Linked DNA regions of Homo sapiens: region 2 is linked to region 1. A link is an interaction called in ENCODE POLR2A ChIA-PET data of the cell type or tissue named here. Cell type or tissue: K562. All regions are shown on one strand. Links, peaks and the distances in the headings refer to the core of each region. The heading gives the core; the rest is flanking DNA. Region 1 has its middle 63 kb from the start of VGLL4. Region 2 overlaps HRH1 (histamine receptor H1).

What was found. ChIA-PET counts read pairs that join two places held together with the same protein. Peaks named below come from ENCODE experiments on the same cell type or tissue, not always from the same donor. Only the 100,000 strongest peaks of a DNase experiment are listed, where the experiment ranks them.
Region 2: POLR2A ChIA-PET joins it to region 1 with 8 read pairs; 3 of 35 experiments call an interaction of 5 or more read pairs at or near these places.

The regions. Positions count from the first base shown.
Region 1 is chr3:11,700,420-11,712,712 of GRCh38, reverse strand. It overlaps a transcript of VGLL4 not described here. Among named protein-coding and RNA genes, the nearest start is that of VGLL4, 63 kb to the right of the region's middle. RefSeq lists a silencer at 7,224-7,518. In K562, for the core only: no CTCF peak of the experiment used is centred there; a DNase peak (open chromatin) is centred at 7,522; H3K4me3 peaks cover 546 bases; H3K27me3 peaks cover 2,018 bases.
Region 2 is chr3:11,216,619-11,224,595 of GRCh38, reverse strand. All of the region lies in intron 1 of HRH1 (histamine receptor H1), which reads right to left. It overlaps LOC102723663 (a long non-coding RNA gene), which reads left to right. Exons shown (of 4, transcript XR_001740596.2): 2 at 6,573-6,736. Among named protein-coding and RNA genes, the nearest start is that of ATG7, 52 kb to the left of the region's middle. In K562, for the core only: a CTCF peak has its summit at 2,588 (motif pointing right); no DNase peak of the experiment used is centred there; H3K27me3 peaks cover 716 bases.

The DNA of each region.
Region 1 (12,293 bases), core at 6,066-8,565:
TTGTCACTAAAACCTCTTTAGCATGATCAACTTAAGAGTAGTAAAAATAGCATTGGAGGGAGAATTGAGAGACTTGAATTCTAGTCTTAGTTGCTTCAGGAAGTCACTTCCATTCTTGGTGCCTCAATTTTTCTTTTTTTTTAATCTGTAGAAGAAAAATAATAATCATATTTGGCCATTTGGCCTAAGTAATAATTTGATTGTGAGAATCCAATCAGGTCATTTATGTGAATGTATTTTGAAAACATGTATGCTATACACCTGGAAGATGGTGGTGGTAGACTAATAAAATCTGTTTCTCTCTTTAGTTTGTAAGACATTCTCAGTTACATCGTTTAATCTATGTGATAAGCTTGTGATCATAGGAAGTTAGTTAGGCAATGTTTTTTACTTTTTTCTTTAAGGAGGAAACTAGGGCCTGGAGAGGGTAAATGACTGGCCCATACAATTAAGTGTTAGACATCTAGGGCAAAGCCTAGAGCAAAATAGGCTTTCAGGGATTGTTGACTGAATGAGTGAAAGATTTAAAGTAGGGCTCAAACTTGGGCTTCCTGATGCTAAAGTCCTGGCTCTGTTGACTTAACAGATGGTAAAGTGCGAGAAGAAAAAAGGATTACTCAAATGAGAGATATTTTTAGCAAGAAGAGCAGAGAGGGGTGGTTTGAGAATGGGATGTTAACAGGAAGAATATGTGCTGCACGAAGTTGGTGGGGCATCACCGGACACTCTGGGGAGGAGAAAGAGCTGGAGGATTTAAAACCGTGAAACTGTGCTTGCATGTCGCCACCAGAATCTGGTGACATTTGGTCTGATTCTCATTCAGTTTTCCTTCTCACTGAGCCTGACAGCCAGTGTATCACCCAGTATCATCCATATTTGGTGTACGGTGCTCAAGGGCAGGGAGTTTACTTTTCCTTTTTTGTAACGTCTAAATACAGTGTTTTAATAGAGGAGATACCCAGTAAATACCTCTAAATTCTTTTTTATTTTTTTTTTGAGACAGGGTCTCCCTCTGTCACCCAGGCTGGAGTACAGTGGCGTGATCTCAGCTCATTGCAGCTTCAGCTTCCTGGGCTCAAGCCATCCTTCTGCCTCAGCCTCCCAAGTAGCTGGGACTACAGGCATACGCCACCATACCTGGCTAATTTTTTTTTTTTTTGAGATGGAGCCCAGGCTAGGGTGCAGTGGCGCAACCTCGGCTCACTGCAAGCTCTGCCTCCCGGGTTCACGCCATTCTTCTGCCTCCTCAGCCTCCCGAGTAGCTGGGACCACAGGTGCCTGCCACCATGCCTGGCTAATTTTTTGTACTTTTAGTCGAGATGGGGTTTCACCATGTTAGCCGGGATGGGGTTTCACCATGTTAGCCGGGATGGTCTCGATCTCCTTACCTTGTGATCTGCCCGCCTCAGCCTCCCAAAGTGCTGGGATTACAGGGGTGAACCACCACGACTGGCCAATTTTTGTATTTTTTGTTGAGATGAGGTTTTGCCATGTTGCCCAGGCTGGTCTCAAACTCCTGGGCCCAGGTAATCTGCCCACCTCGGCCTCCCAAAGTGCTGGAATTACAGGCATGAGCCATTGTGCCCAGCCACCTCTAAATTCTTTTTTTTTTTTGAGATGGAGTCTCACTCTGTTGCTCAGGCTGAGTGCTATGGTGCGATCTCAGCTTACTGCAAACTCCGCCTCCCGGGTTCGAGTGATTCTCCTGCCTCAGCCTCCTGAGTAGCTGGGATTACAGGTGCTCACCACCACGCCCAGCTAATTTTTGTATTTTTAGTAGAGACGGGGTTTCACCATGTTGGCCAGACTGGTTTCGAACTCCTGACCTCAAGTGATCTGCCTGCCTCAGCCTCTCAAAGTGCTGGAATTATATGCATGAGCCACGGTGCCCAGCCACATCTCTAAATTCTTGATGGCCAAGAAGTACACCCCATGCCATGGTGTGATAGTTCATACTTTTGGGTTTGTCCTACCATTGTATATTATTAGCTGAAACCAAATTGGTTTTAGCTCAGGGAGTGGTCCTGGGGAGGCCAGAGTTTGGACTCATGAAGGAACAGGGCCAACAGGAATTAGGGTATTTTATTGTGTGCATCTGGAAGTTGGAGAGGCCATCAGGTGTTTAAGGATAGTGATGTCTGTCTGTTTCTGACTTTTGGCCCTGTTACTGTGTGTGGCAGGAACACCTGGCAGTTTGAATGTGATTCCTCCGATGCTCACCCCCCTGGCCTCCACATCTAGACAAGGTAGTTGCTCCATGTTCTCGTACTCTTACCTAAAGTATATCATATCTAGCCACTGCCATGGGACAGACATGGAGTGAACATGCCTGGTGCTGTAGCTTTTATTGTGCAAATCTTCTTGGAAAACTTCCATAACATATTTTGGAGTTGTGTTCCATTGCTTGAAAAACAATATAATCTAATATACCCCACAGTGCTGTTCCCAAGTGATTTGGTTTGGATGTTTGTCCCCTCCAAATGTTATGTGGAAATGTGATCCTCAATGTTGGAGGTGGGTCCTGGTGGGAGAGGTTGGATCATGGGAGCGATCCCTCATGAATGGTTTAGTGCCATCCCCTTGGTGATGCGTGAGTTCTCTGGTAGTTCATGGGAGATCTGGTTGTTGAAAAGAATGTGGCACCTTCTTGCCTCTTTTGCTCCTGCCCTTGCCATGTCATGTGCTGGCTTCTGCTTTGCCTTCCATTATGATTGGAAGCTTCCTGAGGTCTCACCAGAAGCTGAGCAGATGCTGGCACCATGCTTATACAGTCTACTGTGAGCCAGTTAAACCTCTTTTCTTATAAATTACGCAGCCTCAGGTATTACTTTATAGTGACACAAAATGGACTAACACACCAAGATAGGTACTCATGTCCCCTTGTTGACTAAAAAGGGACAGTTCTTTGTGGAAGGCCAAAAAATGGCTGTCAGATTTATAGCTGAGCTTGCCGTTAGCACTGAGTGCCCCTAAGTTTTTGTAGCTTTAAAATCGATACCTCTTGTTCCCTAATTCTCAACCTTTAGTTATTTGGAAGAACATATGAATTGAGGCTAAGGGAGTGTGAGGAAAGGCATGTGGACTGGCAGAGAAAATATATGACCATTACCTGAAAAAAAAAAATCCACAACAACAAAATATATGTCTATTCATGATGAATTAACTTCACATTTGACAACCACGAAAAAGGTGAATAGATAGACCAGAAACTGGTTTGCAGTGCAGTGGAGCACACAGTGTACTTTGTATCTGTTTTTTTTTTTTTTTTTTTTTTTTTAGACGGAGTCTTGCACTGTTCCCTGGGCTGGAGTGCAATGGTGCAATCTCGGCTCACTGCAACCTCCGCCTCTCAGGTTCAAGCTATTCTCCTGCCTCAGCCTCCCGAGTAGCTGGGATTACAGGTGCCTGCTACCATGCCTGGCTAATTTCTTATATTTTTAGAAGAGACGGGGTTTCTCTATGTTGGCCAGGCTCGTCTTGAACTCCTGACCTTGTGATCCGCCCACCTTGGCCTCCCAAAGTACTGGGATTACAGGCATGAGCCACTGCACCTGGCCCTCTGTATCTTTTTCTAGAGCCACACTCCACTCACTTAAATGTTGTTATGTTCCAGGTGTCAGCATTTCAATGGATTATTATTATTATTATTTTTGAGATGGAATCTTACTCTGTTGCCCAGGCTGGAGTGCACTTTCCCAATCTCGGCTCACTGCAACCCCCGTCTCCCGGGTTCAAGCAGTTCTGCCTCAGCCTCCTGAGTAGCTGGGATTACCGGTGCCATCACCACCATGCCTGGCTAGTTTTTGTGTTTTTAGTAGAGACTGAGTTTCACCATGTTGTCCAGGCTAGTCTCGAACCCCCACCCTCAAGTGATCTGCCCACCTCAGCCTCCCAAAGTGCTGGGATTACAGGTGTGAGCCACCATGCCTGGTCCTCAATGGATTATTTTTGGTTATCACTATATCCTAATGCAAAACTACCACAGAAATAAGACATTATTGGGATAGACCTAGATTTGTTTTTCAGATGCAGCATAATTTTTTGTGTAAGGTAGAGGATAATTTGTGGCTCATAAAGGAAATAAAATAAACTTGTCACTTCCTTGCTTGAAGCTTTTCGGGCCATTCCAGGACTTTTCACGGACTTAAAATAAAATATCGGTGTTGCAGGCCCTCCAGGCACACGTGACCTGGCCCTGTGCTGCCCACCTCAGGCCTCCCTTTTGCTGACTTCAGGGCAGCCACCCTGGCCGCCCCCCACATCACCTGCCCAGCTTTTTTGTGTGTTGGTCTCAGCATGTGCTGCTGTCTCCCACCTTTTCCCACCCTCCCTGCTCTTTCTGGGTCTAATTCTTCTCATTCTTTAGGTCTCAACTTCCATTCTTCTCTTCAGCGAAATCTTCCCAGACCACGCTAGCTAAAGTAGTGGACAGTGCCCTGTCATTTTCAGTACATTTACTGTCATTTGTGATTTATTCAATATATTTGCATAAGTTTTGGCAAATAATTATTTCAATACCTATAAGGCCCATTCACTTCTCAGAAAACCGTATGAGGGAGGTAATATTAATATCTCCATTTTCCAGATGAGGAAATAGACACACAGAGGTTGTCATTTCCCAGGGTTACATAGATTGGAAGTGGTTTACCTGGATTCATATTAATCCTGATGCTAATTTGATGCTGAAATAATCATGATGCTGATTTGCCTGTCAATGTGGTGTGATCCTCCATCTAATACTGTAGCCATGGTTTTTCCTCCCACATTATCAATATGTTTTATTGGGTTTATTTAGTGCTGTGGATAGGATGTATATAAGACATAAAATGCAGAAGACTTTTTGTTTGTTTTTTACAGATGGGGTCTCACCCTGTCACTCAGGCTGGAGTGCAGTGGTGTGATCATAGCTCACTGCAGCATCGACCTCCTGGCTTCAAGGGAGCCTCCCACCTCAGCCTCCCGAGTAGCTGGGACTATAGGTATACGTCCCTATGCCCGGCTAATTTTTTAATCTTTTGTAGAAATGAGTAAATTTCCAAATTTCTGTGTTGCTCAGGCTGGTCTGGAACTCCCGGGCTCAAGCGATCCTCCTGCCTTGGCCTCTCAGAGCACTGGGATTACATGGCTGAGCCACCACACCCACCTGGAAGACCATTTTTTTTTTTTTTAATAACTGTTATCTTCCACCTTTGCTTTGTTCTTCCATGGCTAGATAATGCTTGGTCCCCGTCCCTCATGTCCCAGCTGTATTGTCCTTATCTTGCACCTGCTTCCTACAGAAGCCTCTTAACTCATCCACCTCCAGTAACTTCTGGAGTCACCCTCTCCAGTCAAACCATCCTACACAGAACTTCTTCGTCTTTTTTTTTTTTTTTTTTTTTTTTTGAGGCAGGGTCTGGCTCTGTTGCCCAGGCTGGAGTGCAGTGGTGCAATTACGGCTCACTGCAGCCTCAACCCTCCATGGTCAAGTGATCCTCCCACCTCAGCTCCCTGAGTAGCTGGGACCATAGGCCCATGCCACCACTTCCAGCTCATTTTTTATTTAAATTTTTTTTTTTTTTTAGAAATGGGGTCTCACTATGTTGCCCAGGCTGTTCTCCAACTGCTGAGCTCAAGCAATTATTCTGCTTCAGCCTCCTAAAGTGCTGGGACTATAGGCGTGAGCCACATGCCTAGACGCATGGAACTTCTAAACTAAAATAGTGTGAACATCATGTCACGGGCCAGCTCAGGGACAGATGATGACAACTGCCTGTTGCCTGTGACATTAAGTATCAACCTGAAGGCCAGCTGTCAGCTCTTTCCTAAGGCCACCCGCATCAGGCTCACCTGAATTTAGCTTCTGCTGCTTCCTAACGTGGATTTTCAGTTCTAGCTAGTCAGGTCTGGCCACCTGTCCCAGGTGCTCATTCCTGCCCCTGTGCCTTTTCTCAGACTGTTGTTGACTCAGGATGACTGCACTGGGGATAAGACAGGGTCCTTGCACCTAGGAAGTATACAGAAACACAGTGCGATCCAGGAAGGTGAGGGAGGCCAGAGAGGAGAGTGACTGCCTGGGGCAGGGCAACCGGGGAAGGAAATTTTCCAAGTGGCTTTTTGAAACACACACGCATCCACAAACCACCCCCAAACAAAAAATAGATGTGCACAAGGCAAACACGTTAGCTGACATTGATCTCTTTTATGACACTGTACCCATTTTAGTTTTAAATAATATTTAGTCTTTGTTTATCCTCTTTTTGATTTTGCCTGTCATTATCCTATCTTATAAAATTTAGTTTCCGAACAAGAGCGTGACTCCTTGAAAGCAGAGATCTATCTTCTGTTTCTCCTTAACCTTTTCTGGGCACTTTGCTGAGCTTAGAATAATTGTGTAATAAACATTGGTTGATTTCATTAATAAGGTTGCAGCAGATGGCAGGTGCCTTGTGGATGAACCTTTAATACCCATTATCTTATCTACCTACTTTGAATGTAAGTTGCTTGGGGGTTTAGGATTTCATAGCATCTGTATAAACTTAAATGTCTAATATTCCGCTATGCTAGAATTCTGGGTCTACCTTATGTCATTTGATACTTTTATGCTTTGATATTTTGTTTCTGTGCATACTTTATATAACCTAAGGTATGTATTAATCTATTTAGGTCTAGAATTTTGAAAGCATTGTCCTTCAACTTAATGGGGTAAAATTAATTTAGAGAATTATGAGTCTAAATGCTGTATTATTGCAAAGTAGGATGCTTATCAGCAGTTACTACCCCAAATCACAAGATCTTTTTTTTTTTTTTTTTGAGACGGAGTCTCGCTCTGTCGCCCAGGCTGGAGTGCAGTGGCGCGATCTCAGCTCACTGCAAGCTCCGCCTCGCGGGTTCATGCCATTCTCCTGCCTCAGCCTCCCCAGTAGCTGGGACTACGGTGCCCGCCACCGCGCCTGGCTAATTTTTTGTGTTTTTAGTAGAGACGGGGTTTCACTGTGTTAGCCAGGATGGTCTCGACCAAATCACAAGACTTTAAACCCAGATCTTTCCTGAATAGGAAGCTGGCTTGGGTGAAGAGAATATTACCTAGTTCTTGGGAGTTCAGCAGACTTTTTTCTGTTAGTCAGTTCCAAGTTCTTGTTGGTTTTCTCCATTGTTGAACAAGTTCACAAATCCTTCCTCTTAGGAGATGGTCTTTTCTGTTTTTACAAAGAAGATCAGGAATGTGAGCACTGTTAGGTTTTCCCTCTTAGACCGCTGCTTTTACCCATCCTCTCTGAAAAAGAAGACATGTGCGTGTGTTAGGAGGTCGTTGCCTCCCTGCCACTCTTAGTCTTCCGTGGCCCTCCCCTCCTCTCTCTGCCTGCCAAGCTCAGTGAGCTCCGCCTCTGCGTTTTCCTGCCTCCCCGCGGCTCCGGTGCCAGTGCCCCTCGCTGCCCTCCGCGTGCTTGCCCACGGCTCTGGCCTTCCCGTTGTCCGCCCTGCGCTCAGCTTCCCGAGCTCTATCTACTCCGTTCCACGTGGTGCGGCCAGGATAACTTGCCCAGAACGCATGGATGACTAAGCCGCTTTTCTGCTTAGATGGAGTTTTCAGTGGCTCCTTAATGCGTGTCAAGCCGCGGTCCCATCGAAGCCCTCAGTCCTTTCACGATGTGGTCCCAATCTAAATTTCCAACCTTGTCGCTTACTTTCTGTCCCCATTTTACTCTTGTAGGCGATTTGGGCAGCGTGTTGTTAAACCGATTCTGCTTCTGTTCTTCCCTTCTGGGGGAGGAACTTTTATATTCGTTCTTCAAAGCCTCCGCTCAAGTTCTGTTTTCTTCACAAAGCCTTTCAGAATTCATCTGTTATTTCTGTAGGACTTTGTTTCTAGCACTGTTTTGACGCTTTGCACATTTTGCCCTAACCCAGTATTTTCCCCAGATGTTCCCTGAGATGCGTTTTGGGTTGAAAATGGCTCATGACGTCTACGAGGTTTCGCGTGTACAGGGCTTTCTGTCCCCACAACGGGAGATTAAAGGCACGGGGAGGAAAATACGCTGCTTAGCTTGGTTTACTCCAGGCTTCCTCAAACTTATTTACCATAGAAAAACGTTTTTTTCTTACAAAATATGAACACCCAGTGCAGAATGCTTTGGAAGAATGCTGCCTTAAACTAGATGTCTCGGTGGCCTGCCTCCCGTGCAGATTGAAAGCTCCTCGAAGGCAGCTACTGGGCTTTGTTTATTTTTCCCGCCTGGAGCTCCTTGTAGATATTTAACGTTTACTGAATGAAGTCATATTGCATGATCAGGGATCTATGTTTCTTTCTTTTCTTTTCTTTTTTTCTTTTTTTTTTTTTTTTTTTTTTGAGACGGAGTTTCCCTTTTGTTGCCCAGGCTGGAGTGCAATGGCTCGATCTCGGCTCACCGCAACCTCTGCCTCCCGGGTACAAGCGATCTTCCTGCCTGAGCCTCTTGAGTAGCTGGGATTACAAGCATGGGCCACCATACCCGGCTAATTTTTTTGTATTTGTAGTAGAGATGGGTTTTCTCCATGTTGTTCAGGCTGGTCTCAAACTCCCGACCTCAGGTTACCTGCCCGCCTCGGCCTCCCAAAGTGCTGGGATTACAGGCGTGAGCCACCACGCCCGACCTAATTTTTTGTAATTTTAATAGAGATGGGGTTTCACCATGTTCGCCAGGCTAGTCTTGAACTCCTGACCTCAAGTGATCTGCCCGCCTTGGCCTCCCAAAGTGCTGGGATTACAGGCGTGAGCTACCATGCCTCGTGGATCAGTGTTTCTTTGGAGGCCTGAGGTATGAATATTACAAAGAAAAGCTGGTCTGCCACATGTTGTGACCGGTGCATACGTAGTAGGTACTCCATAAGTGTTGAAGAATGCTGAATAAATTCCAAGTGTCTGTAAAGTGGTACAGTTAAGGAGTTGTTTTTCTCAGCTGGTGAGCTAGTAGGGTGTGTGTGCCAGTAACTGTGTGTGTGTTTAAATAACCCAGAAAAGGGAAACTGGGTAAAAAGCATTCTGGTTTTCCAGGGCTTTCCTCGAGCTTTAAATCTTTTGCTGTTTTAGCTTTTATAGTATGCTGTAATTTAAGGAAACAACAATAAAAATCCAGTCTTATTAAAAAACATGATGCTAGATAAATTGATGATAGGTGGTGATTATATAATATACCATTATACAAAACATGACGTTTTAACATAAAGATTCTTATTGGACTTAAAATATCAATTAACCTACCAGTGGGTTTCTCACACAGCTTTCCATGAGTACGTGGCGTGTGTTAAGCTGCACCACCTCACTGGTAGTGATGCTGTGTTCATAGAGCAGCCGTTGTTCTGAAAACCTTTCTTTTATTGGGCATGTTTATACAGGCATGTTATGCATGCACATAAACATAAGCACCAAATAACATGGGCATGAATATTCACAATATCCCTTCTTTTAGTTCCTACATCAGCTGCTTCCTGTAGTTGGCAAAGTTTAGCTTAGTAGACTAAATGGAGTTTAACCCTTTTCTCTCTCCCTGAACCAAGCCCATTCTGTTTCCTCATGTGGGAAGAATTTCATCCTTAGAAGAATGATTTGCATTTGGTTGAGGACTCATTCTGTTAATGACTAGGATTCTAAGAGTCTTTTGAATTCTGTTTAAATTATTTTTTCCCCTTTTATTTTTTCCTCTTAGGCTCCAACCAGGAATGGAGACGCCATTGGATGTTTTGTCCAGGGCAGCATCTCTGGTGCATGCTGATGACGAAAAACGTAAGTGAGGAGTCTATTATAAAATAGCTTAAGTGCTTTAATGATCCCTTGTCTTCTGCTCCATAACAAAATTACATGCTTCTCTACATGGTTTTCTGGCTATTTGCTGTTAATTTTGGTGGTTTTCCTTAGAGATAACAGCTTCACATCCTCATTTGTATTTTCAAGAACATGTAAGTCTTTTAACTGGCACTTAACTATGGATACTGGTTTGTTTTTTTTTTTGTTTTTTTTTTTTTGAGATGGGATCATGCTGTGTTGCCCAGGCTGGTTTCAAACTCGTGGACTCAAGTGTGGGTACTGGTATTTAACTGGTATTTAATTTAATTTATTTATTTATTTGAGATGGAGTCTCACTCTGTCACCCAGACTGGATTGCAGTGGTGCAATCTCGGCTCACTGCAACCTCCACCTCCCAGGTTCAAGTGATTCTGCTGCCTCAGCCTCCCAAGTAGCTGGGATTACAGGTGCCTGCCACAATGCCCAGCTAATTTTTTTTTTTTTTTTTTTTTTTTGTATTTTTAGTAGAGGCGGGGTTTTACCATGTTGGCCAGGCTGGTCTCAAACTCCTGACCTCAAATGATCCGTCTACCTCGGCCTCCCAAAATTCTGGGATTACACACGGGAGCTGCCACGTCTGGCCTTAATCAGTATTTTAACTTTGTATGCTAGAGTTTGAACCGTTAATTGTAGGTCGTTCTTTCCTTCTCAGGTTACTATCAGTGATCTGGAATGAAGATACTCCTTATGTGTCTCAGATGTTGAGATAAATATGTGTTAGTTGATAGACTAATTGACCAGCAGAGAGCTAGAGATGGGAAAAAAAATCATCGAACGTCATTTATGTCGTTGGAAATGTACAGTATGTGTCATAATGGAAAACAGTCATGAAAATTATGTTTGCATTGCTGAGAAAGAGCAAATACTGGGAGAAAAAAAATGTTCATTAGTGTAGTTTGAGGGATGGGTGAAAGGAACAATATTGGAAGATTATTCTACAACATTTTAAAGTGATTTTCCTGCTCACCCAACAATATATTTATTTTTAAACGTTCTTGTTCAAAGTTAAGATTACTTGCTAAACAATATTGTAAGAATTACTGTTTCATGTAGGAACAGTTCTTTTTCTAAGCACTAAAATATTAATAACAACAAAAAAATTTAGGTTGACGTTTTATACATTATAAGTTCTCGAAGATGAGCTCTTTCCAGTTTAGTCCTTCCTGGATTGGCAGACAGCAAGTGTATGTTCTTAAAATCTGAGGTCTACCTCTCTACTGGCTGTTAGACTTTTATTTTTCTAAGCCTCAGTTTTCTCATTAGTAACATGGAGCAACAATACCTACCTACAAAGTGTTGATGAGGATTAACGGGCTGTCGTGTGTACTGAGCTTACTGATTAGCTTTTGACTCCTGGTTGGGACTGCCTTGCCCTCTCTCCTGGCACATTGTTGGCTTCTGATAGGGCTTCTCCCAGTCTTCTGTATTAACATGTGTCTTAGTCCATTTACATTGTTGTAAAGGAATACCTGAGACTGGGTGATTTATTAAGAAAAGAAGTTTAATTGGCTCACGGTGCTGTAGGCTGTACAAGCATGGCATGAGTGTCTGCTTGGCTTCTGGAGAGGCCTCAGAGAGCTTTTACTCCTGGCAGAAGGTGACGGAGAGCAGGCATGTCACATGTGAGAGGAAGGGCAAGAAAGAGGAAGAGGTGCCAGGCTCTGTTAAACAACCAGCTCTTGAGTGAACTAGTAGAGTGAGAACTCACTCATCACCGTGCCATTCATGAGGGATCCACCCCCATGACCCAAACACCTCATACTAGGCCTTGCTTCCAACGTTGGGGATCACATTCTTACATGAGATCTGGAGGAGACAAATATCCAAACCTTATCATCATGCGTCTGTGTCTTCCCACCCTCCTGCCACCACCCCTACAAGATCATCATTCTACCAGTGATTGCGTGAGGTATCTAGTAAGGTTTTTTCAACCTCTTGTATAATTCACACTTACTTAGCTTTTGATTGTTGTGAGGATATAACCACCTGATGGTGAGGTATAATTATTCCTTACTAAAGAAATTGAAGTTCAAGGATGTTAAATGGGAATCTGAGGAATTGGAGCTCGGGAGAGGCAGCTCAGGCCGAAGGCTTTTTACCTAAACAACAACAAAACTCCTTTATTCCTCTAAGATTGCAAGAAATATGACTTTCTACAATTGCATATCACCTCTCTCCAGAGCTGTCAGCCATCCTGTGTCGGGGATGTCTTCTGAGCTCATTGCTGTGTCTTCACCTACCCAGGCTTGGCAGTGCCCCTCCTAAAATGTGGTACCTAAGCAATGATTTTTCTATGTGATCTGATGAGGATTAGGAGGACATCGTGTCAGGCCTACCACCAGCTTGGATCTAGCTCAGGAGTTTTTGGGGGTGAAGGGAGAAAAAGGGGTGGGGCGGGCTGGTGCCAGGGCAGGGAGCAGCCACTGTAAGACTGTAGGGAGCAGTGACGACCCTGGAGAAGTGGCTGATTTGAATAGCTATTTGCAGACTT
Region 2 (7,977 bases), core at 576-3,075, 480 kb after region 1:
CCCGAGTAGCTGGGACTACAGGTGCCCACCACCATGCTCGGCTAATTTTTTTTGTATTTTTTAGTAGAGACCGGGTTTCACCGTGTTAGCCAGGATGGTCTCGATATCCTGAACTCATGATCCGCCTGCCGCGGCCTCCCAAAGTGCTGGGATTACAGGCGTGAGCCACCGCGCCCGGCCCTCCAACATCCAATTTCTTAACCCGAAATTTGGAAAGAGAAGTGAGGCCCTATTCTAATGCTTCCTCCCCTAGCTAGATGTATCTCTTCTTTCCCTGACCCAGACTCCAAGGCTGATAAGCTATCAGTGTGTAGAGCTGACTCTGTACTGTGATCATTTATGCAGAGCTTTTCTCTCCCCTGTTTGGCTGGAAGATCCATGGGAGCAGAGGCCACGTCTTATTCAGCCTCACATGCTAGAACTGCTTGGCACATGGTAGGCATGCACATTGCACGGCTTCAGAAAGAGTGAAATGAGATGGTTGAGGCACAATACACTAAAGAGAACAAATGTGTGTTCTCTTTTGCATGCACAGGAGAGATGGCCTCAATCATATTTGGGGTGTCAGGATGATGTGGCTGGAACATGTCATGGGGAAAGGCCATCCTCCTCCTTGCTGACAGTGCCCTCTGTGTCCCCTCAAGGCTGCGGAAGAGTCATCCTGGAGAGAAGGGCCCAGTCTTCAGGGCAAGGATTTGTGTGCTCATCTTTGTTTACTGTGTGTTTGGCACAGTAGAAAATATTTGTTGAATGAATTTGCTGTGTGACGCTGAACCCTTCTCTCAACTTCTCCAGGCCTCCTCTGTTAAACAAGGGGGTTGCTCAAGATTAGGGATTTTTCAAACATTTCCCTTTCCCCCTTTTCTTGGTAGCGCAACTACTGGTTTATGTAACAATTTATATAAGACAGAAGCAGCTTGCTGCTGTAGCTGGAGTGGAGTGGGGGAACCCAGAGCCCTGTCTACTTGACTCCCCCTCTTTGCCCCACACTCCCCAGAGGCCCCTCAGAGCAGCTAGAGAACAGTCAAGCTGGAGGAACTCTAAAGGGTGTTGAAATTCGGAGAGCTCTGTAAGGAGCGTCCACATTTTTTTTTTTTGAGATGGAGTCTCGCTCTGTCGCCCAGGCTGGAGCGCAGTGGCGCCATCTCTGCTCACTGCAAGCTCCGCCTCCTGGGTTCACACCATGCTCCTGCCTCAGCCTCTCGAGTGGCTGGGACTACAGGCGCCCGCCACCACCCCCGGCTGATTTTTTTTTTTTGTATTTTTAGTAGAGATGGGGTTTCACCATGTTAGCCAGGATGGTCTCGATCTCCTAACCTTGTGGTCCACCTGCCTCAGTCTCCCAAAGTGCTGGGATTACAGGCATGAGCCACTGTGCCTGGACTTTTTTTTTTTTTTTTTTTTTTTTTTTTGAGACGAAGTCTCGCTTTGTCGCCAGGCTGGAGTGTGATGGTGCGATCTCGACTCACTGCAACCTCTGCCTCCTGGATTCAAGCGATTCTCCTGCCGCAGCTTCCTGAGTAGCTGGGACTACAGGCACGCGCCACCATGCCCAGCTAATTTTTGTATTTTTAGTAGAGGTGGGGTTTCACCATGTTGGCCAGGATAGTCTTGATCTCTTGACCTCATGATCCGCCTGCCTTGGCCTCCCAAAGTGCTAGGATTACAGGCGTGAGCCACCGCGCCCGGCTGGAGCGTCTGCATTTTAAAAGAGTGGCTCTGAAAAGAGAAAATCCTTTACCACACATTTGGACAACTATTATTTAATGCGCTTGAATGGTGGAATGTAAGGGCCTTGATTAGGAGTGGGAGGGTGTAGTGTTGTCTTAGGATGGAGAGTTTATGTTTCCCAGGACCTCTAAACGCCCCCTGGGTCTAGGGGGCCACTAGTTCTGCCTTACTATTTGTGCAAGTGGGCCCTGACGCACAGCTCGCCAGCAGACACTCGGCCGCTGTACTTTCCCGTCAGCCTGCCATCTTCTTCTTCTCAGTGGCTATCTGCTTCACTCCTGCTTTTCTCCATTGATTTTTCCCTCCTCTTGTTTTCCAGAACTCACAAAAACCTCCACTGGTTCTAAGCATTTTACATAGTGCTGTGAACTTGCTGGAGGAAGTGGAATAAATGGATGCGTGATAGGCAAATCGCCCTAGATTTTGGTATTTGAGTTAAAATTCCACACAACACCTGGGATATATAATCACACAGAAACCACTTAGCTTCTTGTGAAAACAATCACAGAGTCTAGGAAATGGAAAAATAATCATAGTTTTCATAAATTGTTCCCATGAGGACCTGCTCAATGCTGGGAAGTTCCAGCTGTGCACACTTCCAGCTGTGGCTGCACCCACCCTCACTCCCACCCCGTCCTGTGCCTCCTGCCACCTTGCTATTTACCCAGTTCCTGACTGTGGGTGTTCAAGAGAGCTATTAAGTGACTACTGGTATCTAGCCGAGATGCTCCCCTGTACAATCTGAACAACTACACCATCACTGGAATAAAGGATTACTGGACACTTTTAAAGAGAAACTGATATACTCATGTTCATAGCAGCATTATTCACAATAACCAGAAGGTGGAAGCAACCCACATGTCCATCAGCAGATGAATGGGGAAACAGAATGTGGTCCTCACATACCATGGAATATTTTTAAGCCTTAAAAAAGGAAGGGCATCTGGCACGTGGTATCACCTGGATGAACCTTGAGGACATTCTGCTAAGTAAAATATGCCAATCAGAGAAAGAGAAATACTGCATGATTCCACTTATATAAAGTCCCTAGAGCCATCAAATTCATAGAGATAAAAAGTGGAATGGTGGCTGCCGGGGGCTGCGGGAAGGAGGAAAGGGGAGTTAGTGTTTAATGGGTACAGAATTTCAGTTTTGCAAAGTGAAGAGTTCTGGAGGTGGATGGTGGTGATGGGTGGTGATGGGCACATGATTGCATGGTTGTGAATGTAGTTAGTGTCACTGAACCGTGCATATAAAATGGTTAAACTCGTAAGTATTATGGATATATATATATACATTTTTTTTTTTTTGAGATGGAGTCTCGCTCCGTTGCCCAGGCTGGAGTGCAATGGCGTGATCTCGGCTCACTGCAACCTCTGCCTCCTGGGTTCAAGCGATTCTCCTGCCTCAGCCTCCCAAGTAGCTGGGATTACAGGTGCATGCTGCCATGGCCGGCTAATTTTTTTTGTATTTTAGTAGAGACAGGGTTTCACCGTGTTGCCCAGGCTGGTCTTAAACTCCTGAGCCCAGGCAATCCACCCACCTCGGCCTCCCAAAGTGCTAGGATTATAGGCATGAGCCACTGCACCTGGCCCCGTGTTACAGATATTTTACCACAATTAAAAATAAATAAATAAATGAGAAACTAAACAGCTCCTTAAAGCACTTTGACAAGGTCTAACATTAAAGGATTTGTCAACTTAAGGGCATCTTAAGAAGAAATCCTCCTGGGAATTCATGGTAGACTGAATGGAGGTGTCTTGTGGTAGACAGCATTGATTGAGTTGTTACACTTTAAACCAAATTTTCTTATAAACTCATATTCCCACGCCCAGATACTTTGGGGGTAGTGACTCCAGAGAGTCTATTTAACATTGAACTTGATTTCTCCTTCTCATCTCAGTTAAAGAATTGGGGATTCGTCTCTTTTATGCCCCTGGGGAAGCAGGATTCTGAATAAAACTGACTGTCTCTGTGATTGGTTTTCTTTTTTTGTTATTGACATAGAACAATCATAAAATCATGAAATGCAGCAAAATAATGTGTACATTATTATTTTACTTATATAAAACAGAGAAATGCAGGGGGAAAAAGTGAATCTTTGAGAGGTAGGCCACCCTTCCCTGGGGTTGCTATAATGAACCTCAACTTGTCTGTTCTTTAAGTTCAGCGCAGCCCGATAAAGGAGGGCAAACAAGGTTTACAAGAGGCAGCCCAACAAGAAGGGTAAAACCAGCATGATCTTCCCTGCACAGGATGACGGAAACCAATTTACCGTCTCAGCTGTGTGTCTAAGGTGCATTTTCACCTGCCGGTGTGCATGGGCAGCCCTGCAGCTCCACACCGCCTCTTGCTAGTTGCCTGCTGGAGTGGCTGCAGGCTCTGCACTGGGTTGTAGGAAACCCAAGCACCGGCAGCCTCATTCCTAAGCCCCTTGCATACCAACAAACAGGACACTGCACCTCAGCAGTACTGTTCTCACAGAGGACAGGGATTCTCAGGACAGTGATGAGGTAACCGGCCTCAGAGACAGGCGGCTTTACCAAGACTATACAGCAAGTCAGGGTTGGAGCTGACAGTGGCACTTGGGGTTTCTTAGACCCAGGTCCAATTCTTTTTGGAACGAAACAACTAACATATATAGCAGTTACCCCAGGCCAGGCGTGGTGTTAGGGGATTGATAGGTATTGTTTTATTAAAGTCCCACCACAATGCTAGGAGGTAATTACTATTACAATTACTTTTCCAGATTACTAATTGAGTCTTAGAGAGCTTAAGTAATTTGCCAAAAGTCACGGAGCTAACAAAAGGCAGAATCTGGATTTTAACCTTGGTCTGCGTGACTACTCTGTTTGTAGCCAATACTTCCTTCCTTTTTCAGAAAAATTTATTGTAAAAAAAAAAAAAAAAAAAACAACACATTAAGTTACCACAATTAAAATAAATAAGAAAGAAACTAAACAGCTCCTTAAAGCATTTTGACAAGGTCTAACATTAAAGGATTTGTCAATTTAAGGTCATCTTAGGAAGAAATCTTCCTGGGAATTCAGGGTAGACTGAATGGACGTGTCTTGCAGCAGATACCAGTGCATTGATTGAATTGTTACACATTAAATTAAATTTTCTTTCCTTTTTTTTTTTTTTTTTTTTGAGATGAAGTCTCAACTCTTATTGCCCGAGCTGGAGTGCAGTGGCATAAACTCAGTTCACTGCAAGCTCCACCTCCCGGGTCCAAGCGATTCTCCTGCTTCAGCCTCCCAAGTAGCTAGGACTGCAGGCACACACCACCATTCCCAGCTAATTTTTGTATTTTTAGTAGAGACGGGGGTTTCACTATGTTGGCCAGGCTGGTTTTGAACTCCTGACCTCGTGCTCCGCCCGCCTCGGCCTCCCAAAGTGCTGGGATTACAGGCATGAGCCACCGTGCCCAGCCTATTTATTTTTAACTGTGGCAAAATACCTACACTAAAACACTTACCACTTTAACCATTTTACATGCACAGTTCAATGATACTAACTACATTCACAACCACGCAACCATGAACTCATCGCCACCATCCATCTCCAGAATTCTTATAATAATCCATTAATTCATGTGCTAGGTTTGTATGGTTTTCTGGAGTCACTGCTCCCTGAGGTATTTAGACATGGCAATATGAATTTATAAGAAAATTTAGGCCAGGCGCGGTCGCTCACTCCTGTAATCCCAGCACTTTAAGAGGCTGAGGTGGGTGGATCACGAGGTCAGGAGTTCAAGACCAGCCTGGCCAACATAGTGAAACCCTGTCTCTACTAAAAATACAAAAAATTAGCTGGGCATGGTAGCTTATGCCTGTAATCCCAGCTACTCAGAGGCTGAGGCAGGAAAATTGCTTGAACCTAGGAGGTGGAGGTTGCAGTGAGCCGAGATCACGCCACGGCACTCCAGCCTGGGCAACAGAGCAAGACTCTGTCTCCAAAAATAAATAAATAAATAAGTAAATAAACAAGGCTGGGCACAGTGGCTCACGCCTGTAATCCCAGCACTTTGGGAGGCCGAGGCGGGCAGATCACCTGAGGTCAGGAGTTTGAGACCAGCCTGGGCAACATGGTGAAACCCCATCTCTATGAAAAATACAAAAAATTAGCTGGGCGTGGTGGCCCACGCTATAATCCCAGCTACTCAGGAGACTGAGGCAGGAGAATCACTTGAACTTGGGAGGTGGAGGCTGCAGTGAGCCGAGATCATGCCACTGCACTCCAGTCTGGGCGACAGAGCAAGCCTCCATCTCAAGAATAAATAAATAAATGAGAAAGAGAACTTTGCTGTGTGCTCCTCATATGTGTCCCATCCCACCCATGGCCCCCACAAGAAACCACTGTCCTGACTTTTAAGGAATCACTCTTGTGTCTTTTAATTTTTTTTTTTTTTTTTTTTGAGATGGAGTCTCACTCTGTTGCCTAGGTTGGAGTGCGGTAGCACAATCTCAGCTCACTGCAAGCTCCGCCTCCCGGGTTCAAGCTATTCTCCTGCCTCAGCCTCCTGAGTAGCTGGGACTACAGGCACCTGCCACCACGCCTGGCTAATTTTTTTTGTATTTTTAACAGAGACGGGGTTTCACCATATTGGCCAGGCTGGTCTCGAACTCCTGACCTTGTGATCCACCCGCCTTGGCCTCCCAAAGTGCTGGGATTACAGGCGTGAGCCACCGCGCCTGGCCTTAAAATTGTTTTCTTACTCAAATGTACATACCTAGATACTACATTCTTGATCATTTGAAAAATTTGCTGCCTTTTAATTCTTTTTAAATTTGTGAGTTCCTCATTCATCCTTTTATTTCCTTATACTTTTTCCTTGAAAGAATCTGGAAGTTTGACTGTTGCATCTCCCTTGGCCTGACATTGCTGACTGCACACTCGAGGTTCTGTTCAACACACTGCTCTGTCCTGTGATCGTCCTGTGAATTGCCAGCTGAATCCAGAGACTGGCTCAGGCTCAGGATTGATCCCTTTGGTCAGACTGCAGGTGGGGCTTGGCTTCTCTAGGTGGTATATAATGTCTGTTTGTCTCATTTTCTAATAATCTTAGCAGCTGTTATACTTAATACCTATATCTATTCCTCTGTTCTCTTAAAAATTCTAATTGTGTAAAATATATATAATACAGAATTTACCATTTTAACCATTTTAAAGTGTACAGATCAGCAATGTTAAGTACATTCATATTGTTGTGCAACCAATCTCCAGAACTCTCTTTATCTTGTAAAACTGAAACTCTATATTTACTGAACAACTCTCCATTTCTCCCTCCCTCAACCCCTGGCACTCACCATTCCACTTCCTTTTTCTTTTTTTTTGAGACCAAGTCTCGCTCTGTCACCCAAGCTGGAGTGCAATGGCGCCATCTCGGCTCACTGCAACCTCCGCCTGCCGGGTTCAAGTGATTCTCCTGCCTCAGCCTCCTGAGTAGCTGAGATTACAGGCACCTGCCATCATGCCGGGATAATTTTTGTATTTTTGTAGAGACAGGGTTTCACTATGTTGGCCAGGCTGGTCTTGAACTCCTGACCTCAGGTGATCCGCCTGCCTCAGCCCTCCAAAGGGCTGGGATTACAGGTGTGAGCCACTGCGCCTGGCCCCACTTTGTTTTTCTTTCTGTTTTTTTTTTTTTGGTTTTGTTTGTTTGTGTGTTTGTTTTTGGAGACGGACTCTCCCTCTGTTGCCCAGGCTGGGGTGCAGTGGCGCAATCTTGGCTCACTGTAACCTCCGCCTCCTGGGTTCAAGCAATTCTGCTGCCTCAGCCTCCTGAGTAGCTGGGACTACAGGCGTACCTCACCAAGCCTGGCTAATTTTTTTGTATTTTTAGTAGAGATGGAGTTTCACCGTGTTGCCCAGGCTGCTTTTGAACTCCTGAGCTCAGGCAATCTGCCCGCCTCGGCCTCCCAAAGTGCTGGGATTACAGGCATGAGCCACCACACCCGGCCTGTTTTTTGGTCTTTTTTTTTTGAGACAGAATCTAGCTTTGTCACCCAGGCTGGTGTGCAGTGGTACAACCTCGGCTCCCTGCAACCTCCACCTCCTGGCTTCAAGTGATTCTCCTGCCTCAGCCTCCCAAGTAGCTGGGATCACAGGCACATGCCAGCATGTCCAGCTAAGTTTTTGTATTTTTAGTACAGACGGGATTTCAGTATGTTACCCAGACTGGTCTTGAACTCTTGACCTCAAGAGATCCACCTGCCTCGGTCTCCCAAAGTGCTTGGATTACAG